Regions from separate parts of the Mus musculus genome. Here region 2 is linked to region 1. The links are chromatin contacts, found by Hi-C or POLR2A ChIA-PET in ENCODE. All regions are on one chromosome and are shown on one strand. Each heading gives the region's core, a stretch centred on a gene start or an enhancer-like site at or near the end of the contact. The rest is flanking DNA. Distances are from core to core; before and after follow the strand shown. Region 1 holds the start of Ergic3 (ERGIC and golgi 3). Region 2 holds the start of Fer1l4 (fer-1-like 4 (C. elegans)).

Region 1 (5,392 bases), core at 1,200-3,699:
TTGGGGTCAAACACTGTCACCTCGACTTTCCCAAGCTCTGGGCAGGGCAGGGGCAAAAGCACAGCATGAAGCAGACACAGTGACATCCACGGCCACAGCTCCCTCCCACATAAGTCCCTGGGCTGGGGAAAACCAGCCACATACATGATGGTCAGGTGTTAAGGCCATTACATATACTCAGTATCAGAAAACAGCAGTAAACACTAAGAGTCAGTTGGTACAGGCAAGTTCCTGTTGCCCTGTTCCATCCCCTTAGACTCTGAGACTGGGATAGTAGCCCATACCTTTAACCCTAGCACTTGCGAGACAGAGGCAAGAGGATCTGTGAGTTCTACACAGTGAGATGGGCTGAGGGTAACAGAGACAGCAACTTAGGGAAACTGCTCAAAGTGTACACTCTATACCAGGTCTTTTAGAAAGATTACTTATGGGCTGGAGATATGGCTCAGTGGTTAAGAGCACCAACTGCTCTTCCAAAGGTCCTGAGTTCAAATCCCAGCAACCACATGGTGGCTCACAACCATCTGTAATGAGGTCTGATGCCCTCTTCTGGTGTGTCTGAAGACAGCTACAGTGTGTACTTAACAATAAATAAAACCTTCAAGAACAGCCTGGTCTACAGAGTGAGTTCTAGGACAGCCAGGGCTACACAGAAAAACCCTGTCTCGAAAATACAAACAAACAAACAAACAAACAAACAAAAAAACAATAAATAAAATCTTTAAAAAAAGATTACTTATGGGTTGTGTACTGATTATATATTACTGATTCCCCCAACTCAGGATGAGGTTTCCCATGGTAAAATGTCATATTTTAGAATGCACTTAATACATCTAAGACACAGAACATTATAGCTTAACTGATACTGCCTTAAACATTCTCAGAATACTTACCCAGCCAACAGCTGGGCAAACCATCTGACATGAAGACTAGTTCCTAACAAAGCACCGAGTACCTCCAATGACTGAGTCCTCTACGCAAAGTGAAGACCTGAATGGTTGTACAGGCGTGCTTTCAAACCATCTCCAAGTCAGAGTGTTGTAAGCTGAGACCCATCTGTATTGCATCCAGCCCTGCATCATGCTCACAAACTGCAAGACAATGCTAGATCCGAACCCAGGCAACTCTACTCGAGAATTTAAGCTCTTAATCTTAGGATACTCGCACTGCAACGGGGGACAGTACTCTAGCCAATGAGGTGGACAAGCAAACTTCCTTTACCTAAGGAAGACCCATGTTCAAGCTTGAGAAACGATAACCGAGCAAAGTGTCTTGCTCTTAACCACTGGGCCCTCTCTCCAGCCCCTAAGGTATTCTACTCAATGTTCCAATACCAGAAGCATGGATTCAACTGACTCTTGATTTTTAATAGTTGTAGAACCCTAAGCAAGCCAGCTGACTTCTGTCTACGGTGTCACTGAGCCTGCAACGGCCCATGTGTGGAAGGCAGGCATGTCCAGCTGTAGGATCGGAGACCTGTCCCCCTCCCCTGGTTACCGTGCCGTTCAGCCTCTGAGCTCACGGGGACGCCATCCTTGTCTAGTCGTTTCTTGAACAGGTTGTGTTCCACATCCAGCTGCTGCTCCCCGGCCACGTCCATGGCATCGATGCTCAAGTCTGGAAACAGAGAGGCAAGCTAAGGCGCTACGACACCAGGGACCCGGAGAGCTGAGCTTTGATGGGAAAGATGTATCTTGAGGAAGAAATGGACTCGGGGAATGAGGATGGCCTGGCATTCACTCTGGGATCTAAGGCCAGAGGTGTAAATCTGGAAGCCCACCCTACGTCCAGGAGTCCAACTCCCCACTCACAATCGGGTACTCACAGGCACAAGGCATGTGCGGGAAAAGAACATCGATGTTGATCTTCAGTTTATCCCCCCGAGACTTGTCCACGTAGAGCTCAGGATGCACCTAGAGCATGTCTACCTCAGTCAGATTCGCCCCTATGCCTCTCCTCGCCTCTCCTCCCCTCTCCCACCTTTAAGGGTCCTGCCCTTAGAATGCCAGGCCCCGCCCACGCTCTAGGCCACGCCCCTCACCTCCGTAGTGAGATAATACTGCAACTCCGATAGGAAAAGCAGGAGCATGAGAAGGCCACTGACGATGGTCACTGCAGGGCGAGAGCGAGATTTGGAACGGCCTATATCCCACCCCTCAGCCCCTTAGCAGGCCACGGAGGGTCCGGGAGCCCGGGCCGAACGCGAGGACAGCTCCCTCCTTGCAACCCTGCCCGCGCCGAGACCTACCCGTGGCACCCCCGCAGGTCTTGACCCGGAAGTCCTCCAGAGTCTTAGGGTAGGCATCGAACTGCTTCAGCTTCCCCAGCGCCTCCATGGGGACCGGCCGGAAAGGGGACACCAGCCGGCCCGCCCCTCCAGCCTCCCGCTTCCGGCCTGGACCCGGGGTCACGCCCCTCGCTGTCTTGCGCAGGCGTAGCGGTGCGTAAGTGGGGCTCCACCCCCTCACCTGCCTCCTCAAAGGCAGTCTAGCTTGTGGACATTGTCACGCCTCCTCGCGCGGATTGGGCAGTGCTCCGAGAGGGGCGGGCTGGGAGCACAGAGGGCGGTGCTTGGGTGCGGAGTGACAGCACCTGTGGTAAGTGCCTCTCCTTGGACCTTTGGATCTCTTAGGACAGCGCTTCCAACTTGACCCCGCCAGAGCCACCGCAGCGTTAATTAGAATTGGTTCCAAACCGGGGTGGGCGCACTCTTTAATCCCAGCACTCAGAAGACAGAGTCAAGCGGATGTCTGTGAGTTCGAGTTCAGCCTGGGTTACAAAGAGAGTTCCAAGACAGCCAGGGATGTTACGCAAAGAAACCCTGGCTTGAAAAATTACAAAAGAAAAAAGAAAGAAAGAAATCGGTTCCAAGGAAATCATTGGTTCCCTCATTAGAAAGTCAAAAGTGGCTCCAAGGTGTTTCCAATGCGGTTAAGGCATGAGAATCTCTGCAGGGGGAAGTGGGTATTAACTGGCTTGCAAGGTGAAGGCATTTGCTGCCAATTCTGAGTTCTATACCCAGGACCCACATGGTGGAAAAAAACTGATTCTTGCAAAATGTCCTCTGACCTCCATATGAATGCCGTGGCGTGCCCTTGACTACACTCACAAAAAAGTAAATATAATCTATAAGTTATTTTTAAAAGAGAGTGGGTGTTAACTTTGCTTTTTTTTTCAAGCTTAAACTGATCAATAGTGGAACCCAGTTCTGGACTTCAGAGTACCCTGGGTTCTTAAACAGCGTCCAAGTGCTAATCCCAGTGTGGGTCAATAAATAAAATAAAGACGTTCGCTGATTCCACCCCTCCAGGACAAGGCTATGGAGTGGAGATTAAACAAACCCTTATTTGCTTTCTGTTGTAACCCATTAGCTCTAGACAGCTTAATACCGCTATAAAGACTAAAACAAAGTGCTCAATAGTTTTGTTTTAAGAAAGTGTCTTTCTGCTGCTCTGGCTGACCAGGAACACCTGGACTCCTGCCTCAGCCTCTTAGCGTCTCATGGGAGGTTTCTGTTTTGAAGATTTATTAACTATTTTTATGTGTGTCTACATGTGTTTATGTGTACCAGATGATAGTACGGGGCATTGGATCCCTGAAATCTGGACTTATGGGCAGTTCTGAGTCACCCAATGTGTGCTGGGAACTGAACCAGGGTCCCCTGAAAGAGCAGCCAGCAACCATGCTGTGCTCAGTCTCCATGCTTGAGCTTAAAGGTCTTGACGTAGAACTCTTGCTTCAGATAATAAATCCCACTTTAGGAATCTATTTTATGCTGTTGAATTCAATTTCCTGTCAACCTAAAGAGGTTTTGTTGTTGTTGTTTTGTTTGTTTGTTTGTTTTTGTTTTTTTCTCTGTAGACCAGGCTGGCTTCGAACTCAGAAATTCGCCTGCCTCTGCCTCCCAAGTGCTGGGATTAAAGGCGTGCGCCACCACGCCCGGCTCACCCAAAGAGAGTTTTTAAGATTTTATTTTGTATTTTATTTTAGATAGGGTCTCACTATGCCTGGGCTGGCCTTGAATTCTGCTTGCCTCTGCCTTGCAGAAGCTGAGATTAAAGGCATGTGCTGCCACATCTAGACCTTAAATGTTTTTGTTAGGATATGTTGATTATCCATGATAATGGGTTTATGAAATCTTCATACATATTCATAATGTATTTCTATCACACACACAAGCCCAGTTAGTTACCCTCCATAGGCCCCCTTCTCCCAGCAACCACATGGTGGCTCACAGCCATCTGTAATGGGATCTGATGCCCTCTTCTGGCATGCACCATATATATATATATATATATATATATATATATATACATATATATACACAGAACACTCATACAAAAATAAAAATATTCCAAACAAAAATTGTACCAGGTGGTTATAACTTATGCATGAGTTCATGAGATTGCTCAGAGGCAAAACACTGGAGTCAAATATGGTCATATATAGGGATCAGTTCTGTAAGGGTAAATTGTCAGGTCTCCAGAAAAAAATGGAATAAAAACTATTTGTTCTTAAGACCTTAGAACTATTAATCCTTAGAACCTGCATTTTAAAAAGATGGGTGCATGCCGGGCGTGGTGGCACACGCCTTTATTCCCAGTATTTGGGAGGCAGAGGCAGAGGCAAAGGCAAGTGGATTTCTGAGTTTGAGGCCAGCCTGGTCTACAGAGTGAGTTCCAGGACAGCCAGGGCTACACAGAGAAACCCTGTCTCAAAGAAAGAAAGAAAAAAAAAAAAAAGATGTGTGCAAGGGCTTGAGAGATGACTCAAAAGTTAAGCGTATGGCTGTCCTTTCAGAGGATCATTCCCCAGAACCCATCAGGTGGCCCCCAACCATCAGAAACTCCAGTTCTGCAAAATCTGAGCCCTCTTCTGGCCTTTATGGGTACTGCATGCACACGGTGCACATGTATACATACAGGCAGACCATACTTACCAGCTTGTGTGGGAGCTCTGTATAGGGAGCCTGGTAGCTGATGCACACCATAGCACCAGAATGACACCCCCAGCTCTCAGCAACTTCATGGGGACGGCTGTAAACAAGCTGCAGACCTTCCGGGTCAAGACAAACCTCTTCAAGCTGCAGGATCAAACTCAGGTCATCAGCTGGGGTGGCAAGGGCTTTCGCCAGCAAATCATCTCACTGACCCTTCTAACTGCTTTTAAGTTAATTATCATTTCTGGGAACTGGGAGTAGCCCTGGCTGGCCTAGAACTCCATATGTAGACCAGGCTGGTCTCAAACTCACAGGGATCTACCTGCTGCTGCCTCCTAAGTGCTGAGGGTAAAGGCTACACCACCATATCAGGCTGGAAATTGGTTTTTAACAAATAGAGATGGACTTATCATTCTTATCTCAAGATGAAGTACACTGTTTTGTTTTGTTTTG
Region 2 (5,392 bases), core at 62-2,561, 45 kb before region 1:
GGTCACAAAGGACAGAAACAGCCTTGGAGTGGAGCTGGGCTGAGTCTTTGAGACAAGCTTTGTGTACTGTGGCAAGACCTTCCCTTTGGAGGAGCCCAGAAGATTGTGAGTTAATCCCAGTCTGCTTTTGCTTTGTTTAGATTGTGTTTGTGCCCTGGTTCTTCCTTCTTGGAGTAAGAAAGTGCATGATGTATTTTTGATTTTACAGGACCCCACAATTGAGAGACTTCGAACCTTTAGAGATTTTGGAATTTTATAGAGACTGTTATTTTAGAAAAGATTGATTTTTTTTTTCAAGACAGGGTTTCTCTGTATAGCCCTGGCTGTCCTGGAACTCACTTTGTAGACCAGGCTGGCCTCGAACTCCGAAATCTGCTTGCCTCTGCCTCCTGAGTGCTGAGATTAAAAGATTGTGCCACCACACCCAAGGAGACTGAATTTTTTTAAGTGTTTGAATTTGTAAAGATTGTGAGACTTTTACGTTTCCAATATGATTCACATTGTGTTATTTATTAATCTGGGATTTTGGGGATGAACAAAAAAGGAGAGGCTACTGTTAAATACTGTTGCCTTGGTGTGTCAAATTGACAAGGAGTCAATTGTTCTGGGTAGTTTTATGTCATCTTGAAACAAGCTGATGTCTTCTGAAAGGAGAGAACCTCCTTTGAGAAAAAGCCCGTGGGGGTATCTTCTTAATTAGTGATTGATGGGAGAGAGCTTAGCACCTCATAGATGGAGACAATCCTGGGCCTGTCTCTGTAGTCTCTGGTTCTTCTCAAGCCACGAGGAACAAGCCAGTAAACAGAACTCCATAGCCTCTGCATCAGCTGCTGCCTTGAGCTTTCTGCCCCGTGTGCATTCCTGCTCTTTTTAATTTGGAACTGCGGGTGAAGTAAGCCCTTTCCTCCTCAAGCTGCTTTTAATCATGGAGTTTCATCACAGCAATAGCAACCCTAAGACAACTCTCTAAGTTACTTCTGGTCATGGTGTTTTATCACTGTGCTAGAAAGAAAGCCAAAGCAATGCCTTGGAGGCCTGCGAGGCTAGCGTGGACCACACTGAGGTCTTCTCTTCTCCATCCCTACCTATCCCAGCTCCCATCCTAGTGAGGCTCAAGCTCCTTAGCACCCGCAGACAGTACAGGCAGAGTTCTGTGCTGACCACAGGGACCTTATCCCCCACACTGCTCAGCCTCGATCCTTCCCCAACCGTGACCTCCAGGCCTGCCCTCCTGTGTGTTTGACTACAGGGAAGGGATTGCTGAACCTGCTGGGCGAGTCCAGTGTGAGTCACGGGCAACACTGGTGGGCAGAAGGGCAAGCAGGCAGCCTGAGAGCTGGTGGTGGCACTGTGACCATGGCTCTGACTGTGTGTGTGAGGCACCTAACAGGGCTGCCGGGTACCCATGACCGACAAGTGAGGCTCTGCTTTCGAGGTGAGACTTGTATCGTTGGTCTGTCATTTTAGAACTGGGGAGTTCCACATTCTTCATTCCCTAGACCTCCAACCTAAGTCCTGGGCAGCTCTCTCTAACCTGTCTCCCTTCTCCCTGGCTTCTACTTCTTTCCTATCTTCGACTTTTCTCTAAGTGTGAGAGGGGAACTGGACAGTGGGACAGGGGTGGGGGAGGCAAATGGCTGTGTATATGTATAGGGGCTGACAAATGACTAGTTTCATTTTTGAGCAGGCTTTACCCAGAAAACAAGGAAAATTCACTGTGGCCGAGAAGCAGACGTGGGTGAGGTCAGTAGAGCTGGTTCTTTTCCGGGTCTATCCTGGGGCAGAAGGGCTCATTCCTGGGCTTGGAAGGTGTGGATCTCAGGTTGGACAGTTCAGACCTGGTTTGAGATGTTACTCTCAAAACTAGCGAGGTTAGTTCTTGATTGGCAATCAGTCCCATATCAGCCCTGGATTGACACCATCTCCATGTAGGAGGGATTTGTCCCAGGCAGTCCTAGAGGTAGCCTCTTGTGTGGACTGTCGGGAATAGACTCTGGATTAGGTGTGAGGGTCAGTCAGCCTGGCACCTGGCATCATGAACATCTTCCTGTTCCTAGCTGTTTCGTTGGCCCCACTATGGATCTCCACTGGCTGGGGAGAGTCTGTCTGTGCAGGTGGTCAACTGTAGCCGCGTGTTCAGCCCCAGGTGAGGAGATGGGAGAGAAGCCAGGTGATGGCTTGGTGTCCTCCCACCTGGCTCAGTCTTTTGCTCCGTGCCCTTCTTCTAGGCCCCTGGGGACCCTGGTGATTTCGCTGCAGCAGCTACAGAGTGCTGGGCATTTGGTGTTGAGGGAAGCTCTGGTGGACGAGAGACTCCGGGTGTCCCCGGTAAGTGGACAGCCTACCTTCAGCAACCCGAGATGCCTCCAGACAGAGGTTTTGGATTAACGGAGAAGAAATCCTGAGCCAGACAGGAGCGGAAACAAGCACCTGGCCCAGCTTCAGTTCTGTTTGCAGCCCCTGCCTGAGTTCTCCATGGGCCAGAAGCTCATTTCTGGGTCCCGGGGTGTGCTGTGTGTACTATTGCTCCTTGGGTTTGGGGTAGGCTCACTTCTTTTCTTATGGGAGACATTGGTGAAGCTGATAGGGTTTTCCTGGCATTTCATAGAAGGTCATATATCCTTAGAAGAGTTGGACTTGGCTTCAAATCACTGTTACTTCCCTTTGGTGTACCTGAAAGAGTTATTAGCATCTCTAAGCTGTCCTCCTCATTTACATATGGCAAATCAGTCTTACACTTGACTTTTTTTTTCATTCGATCGTTGGTTAAGTTAAAGGATGATGTTGAGCAACGAGGATTCAGTGGTAAGCAAAATGAGATAAAGATTTGCTTTGTTGAAGCCCACAAACTGCATGAGGGGGTCAAACATTAAGCAAGCATCCATCCACACAAGACAAAGTAAGTTTGCCACCATGAGTGTTACAGAAGAGCCGTTACAAGGCTGTGATAGGGGGAGGTCTGAAGACTTTCCCTGTGGAAACTATGCCTGTGCTCGGAACTGAGTAGAAGGGAGCGCGTTCAGACAGAAGAACCAAAAAACGCCGGTTTGCTGATGTTGGAAGTTGGGGTGCAGAGTAGGGCAGAAACCTAGAAGGATCTGGAACTGGGAAAGCTGTCAGGGAGCAGGATGCAAGGGTCAAGAACAGTGAAAGAACAGGATGGGTGGCATGCACGCTGAGGTTGAGCCCTGTTGTTTGTTTGTTTGTTATATGAGTGTTTGCTTTTGTATATTCCAAGCTTAGGTTTGATTGTTTTCAGTGCTGCTGAGCCTGAACTCAAGCCTTTCTGAATGCTGGCCAAGCACTCTCCCAACTGAGCTGTGCCCCCAGCCTCAAGCCTATCTCCATTTTATCTGTAGCTGAGTGTGGTAGCACATATCTTTAATCCGGGCAGAGGCAGAGGCAGGAGGCAGGAGGCAGGAGAGGCAGGAGAGGCAGGAGAGGCAGGAGAGGCAGGAGAGGCAGGAGAGGCAGGAGAGGCAGGAGAGGCAGGAGAGGGAGGAGAGGCAGGAGAGGCAGGAGAGGCAGGAGAGGCAGGAGAGGCAGGAGAGGCAGGAGAGGCAGGAGAGGCAGGAGAGGCAGGAGAGGCAGGAGAGGCAGGAGAGGCAGGAGAGGCAGGAGGCAGGAGGCAGAGGCAGAGGCAGAGGGTCAGGCAGAGGGTCAGTCAGAGAGGCAGAGAGGCAGAGAGAGAGGCAGAGGCGGGTGGATCTCTATAAGTTCAAGGCTAGCTAGAGCTACACAATAAAACCCTTTCTCAAAAAAATTTTTAAATGTTTATTATTTTATTTTTTGTTAAGAGTTATGTATTCATGTATTTTATGTATATGTGTCCAGACTCCATGTACATCTGCATGCCAGGAGAAGGAGTGGAGCCCATTACAGATGGTTGTGAGTCACCATGTGGGAGCTGGGAATTGAACCCCGGTCCTCTGGAAAAGCAGCCAGTGCTCTTAACCACTGAGCCATCTCTCCAGTCCTTTAAACATTTATTTCTTATGTGTACATGAGCCTTTGTGTAGAAGTTAGAGAACACCTTCTGGGAGTTGGTTTTTGGCCTCCATTGAGTAGGTTCTGGGCATCAAACTCAAGTTGTCTGCCTTGACAGCAAACACCCTTTAAGCTCCTAAGCCTAGTGCCGTTAGTTCTCAAGAAGGCTGTGAGCATCTACAACGTGATATTCTTTAATAATTCTATGAGAATTTAATAGGATGTATTTGATCATATTCATCCCTCACTCTTCCCATGATCCCTCTCCATCCTCACTTCCCTACCCACCCGACTGTGAGTTTTCTTTATTTTTCACCCCTTGATAAAACTCAGTTTGTGTTACCCAGCTGCTCTTGGGAGTAGGACCTGCCTTGGCGTGTAGCCAACCTACCAGGGGTCATCATTAAAGAAAGCTGCCGCAGCTTCTTCTAGCAGCAGTGCAGAAGGTTGTGAGTGCTACCATTATTGTAATCGGAGAGGAACACGCTACTGCAGACATAGACGGAGAGGCCCCTTTTTTACTGATGGTGTGCAAGATGTTGGTACTTCTTAGCCCCATGCCAGTTTGAGGGCACCAGCGGGTGCCGTATTTGGTTTCAGATCCAAGTGGAGCTTGACCTAAAGTATCAACCCCCTGAGGGAGCTGCTGGGACCTGGGCAGAGGAGGACTTTGGGACACCCATTCGAGACAGGTAATCGTCTAGTAACCTATGCAAGGCCTGGTGTCCCCAGATGAAACTCGCCCTGAAGAGAGAGCATATGCCTTCACCTTGGGTCTGCGGGGTGCTGTGATCTCAGCACTCTACAGTCGGGTCTCATCTTCTCTATTTTCCTTCCCAGCTTAGAGTTGATCATCCCCAATGTGGGCTTCCAGGACATGGAGTGAGTATGTGGGGTGATAGGGAATAAACAGGGTCACTTTGGGGGTGAAGAGCCTGTGCCATGATTTAGTACTAGAGTCTGAGATTCCAGCGATTGAATGATAAGGTCAGAAGTCAACCCTTACACCAAGACTAGGTTATGGCCGGGCGGTGGTGGTGCACGCCTTTAATCCCAGCACTTGGGAGGAGGCAGGTGGACAGCCTGGTCTACAGAGTGAGTTCCAGGACAGTCAGGGCTACACAGAGAAACCCTGTCTCAAAAAAACCAAACCAAAACAAAAGAGTTAGTCCCAGGGTAAGCGGGGTCAATCTGAAGGTTAAAGGTCAGTTCTAAGATAAGCAAAGGCAAGGGATGCCCAGCACCAGGTGACAGGTCCTATGAAGCCTTTCCTCTCAGGCCTGGGGAAGCCCAGCTGGAGCGAAGGGCAGTGGCTCTGGGCCGCAGGCTAGCTCGAAGCCTAGGAACACAGGACGATGAAGAGAACGAATTGGAGCTGGAGCCGGAGCTGGAGGAAGAACCTGAC

The links. Hi-C counts contacts between places; a loop is a spot of excess contacts on that map. ChIA-PET counts read pairs that join two places held with the same protein, here RNA polymerase II (POLR2A).
Region 2: a map of regulatory T cell shows a loop between it and region 1 (2.0-fold over the local background). The contact joins the promoter of Fer1l4 here to the promoter of Ergic3 in region 1. A Hi-C loop is called at or near these places in 3 of 37 maps with a recorded cell type or tissue (Patski, left cerebral cortex and regulatory T cell). POLR2A ChIA-PET finds 5 or more read pairs at or near these places in 3 of 5 experiments (Patski and embryonic stem cell).

The regions. Positions count from the first base shown.
Region 1 is chr2:156,005,085-156,010,476 of GRCm38, reverse strand. Ergic3 (ERGIC and golgi 3) reads right to left here and starts at 2,449. Exons shown (of 13, transcript NM_025516.5): 1 at 2,249-2,449; 2 at 2,042-2,112; 3 at 1,826-1,913; 4 at 1,498-1,617; 5 at 1-37. The coding sequence starts at 2,336. It also overlaps a transcript of 6430550D23Rik not described here.
Region 2 is chr2:156,048,912-156,054,303 of GRCm38, reverse strand. It overlaps Fer1l4 (fer-1-like 4 (C. elegans)), which reads left to right and starts at 1,311. Exons shown (of 45, transcript NM_001136556.2): 1 at 1,311-1,435; 2 at 1,688-1,743; 3 at 2,058-2,146; 4 at 2,229-2,328; 5 at 4,588-4,679; 6 at 4,828-4,869; 7 at 5,266-5,392. The coding sequence starts at 1,357.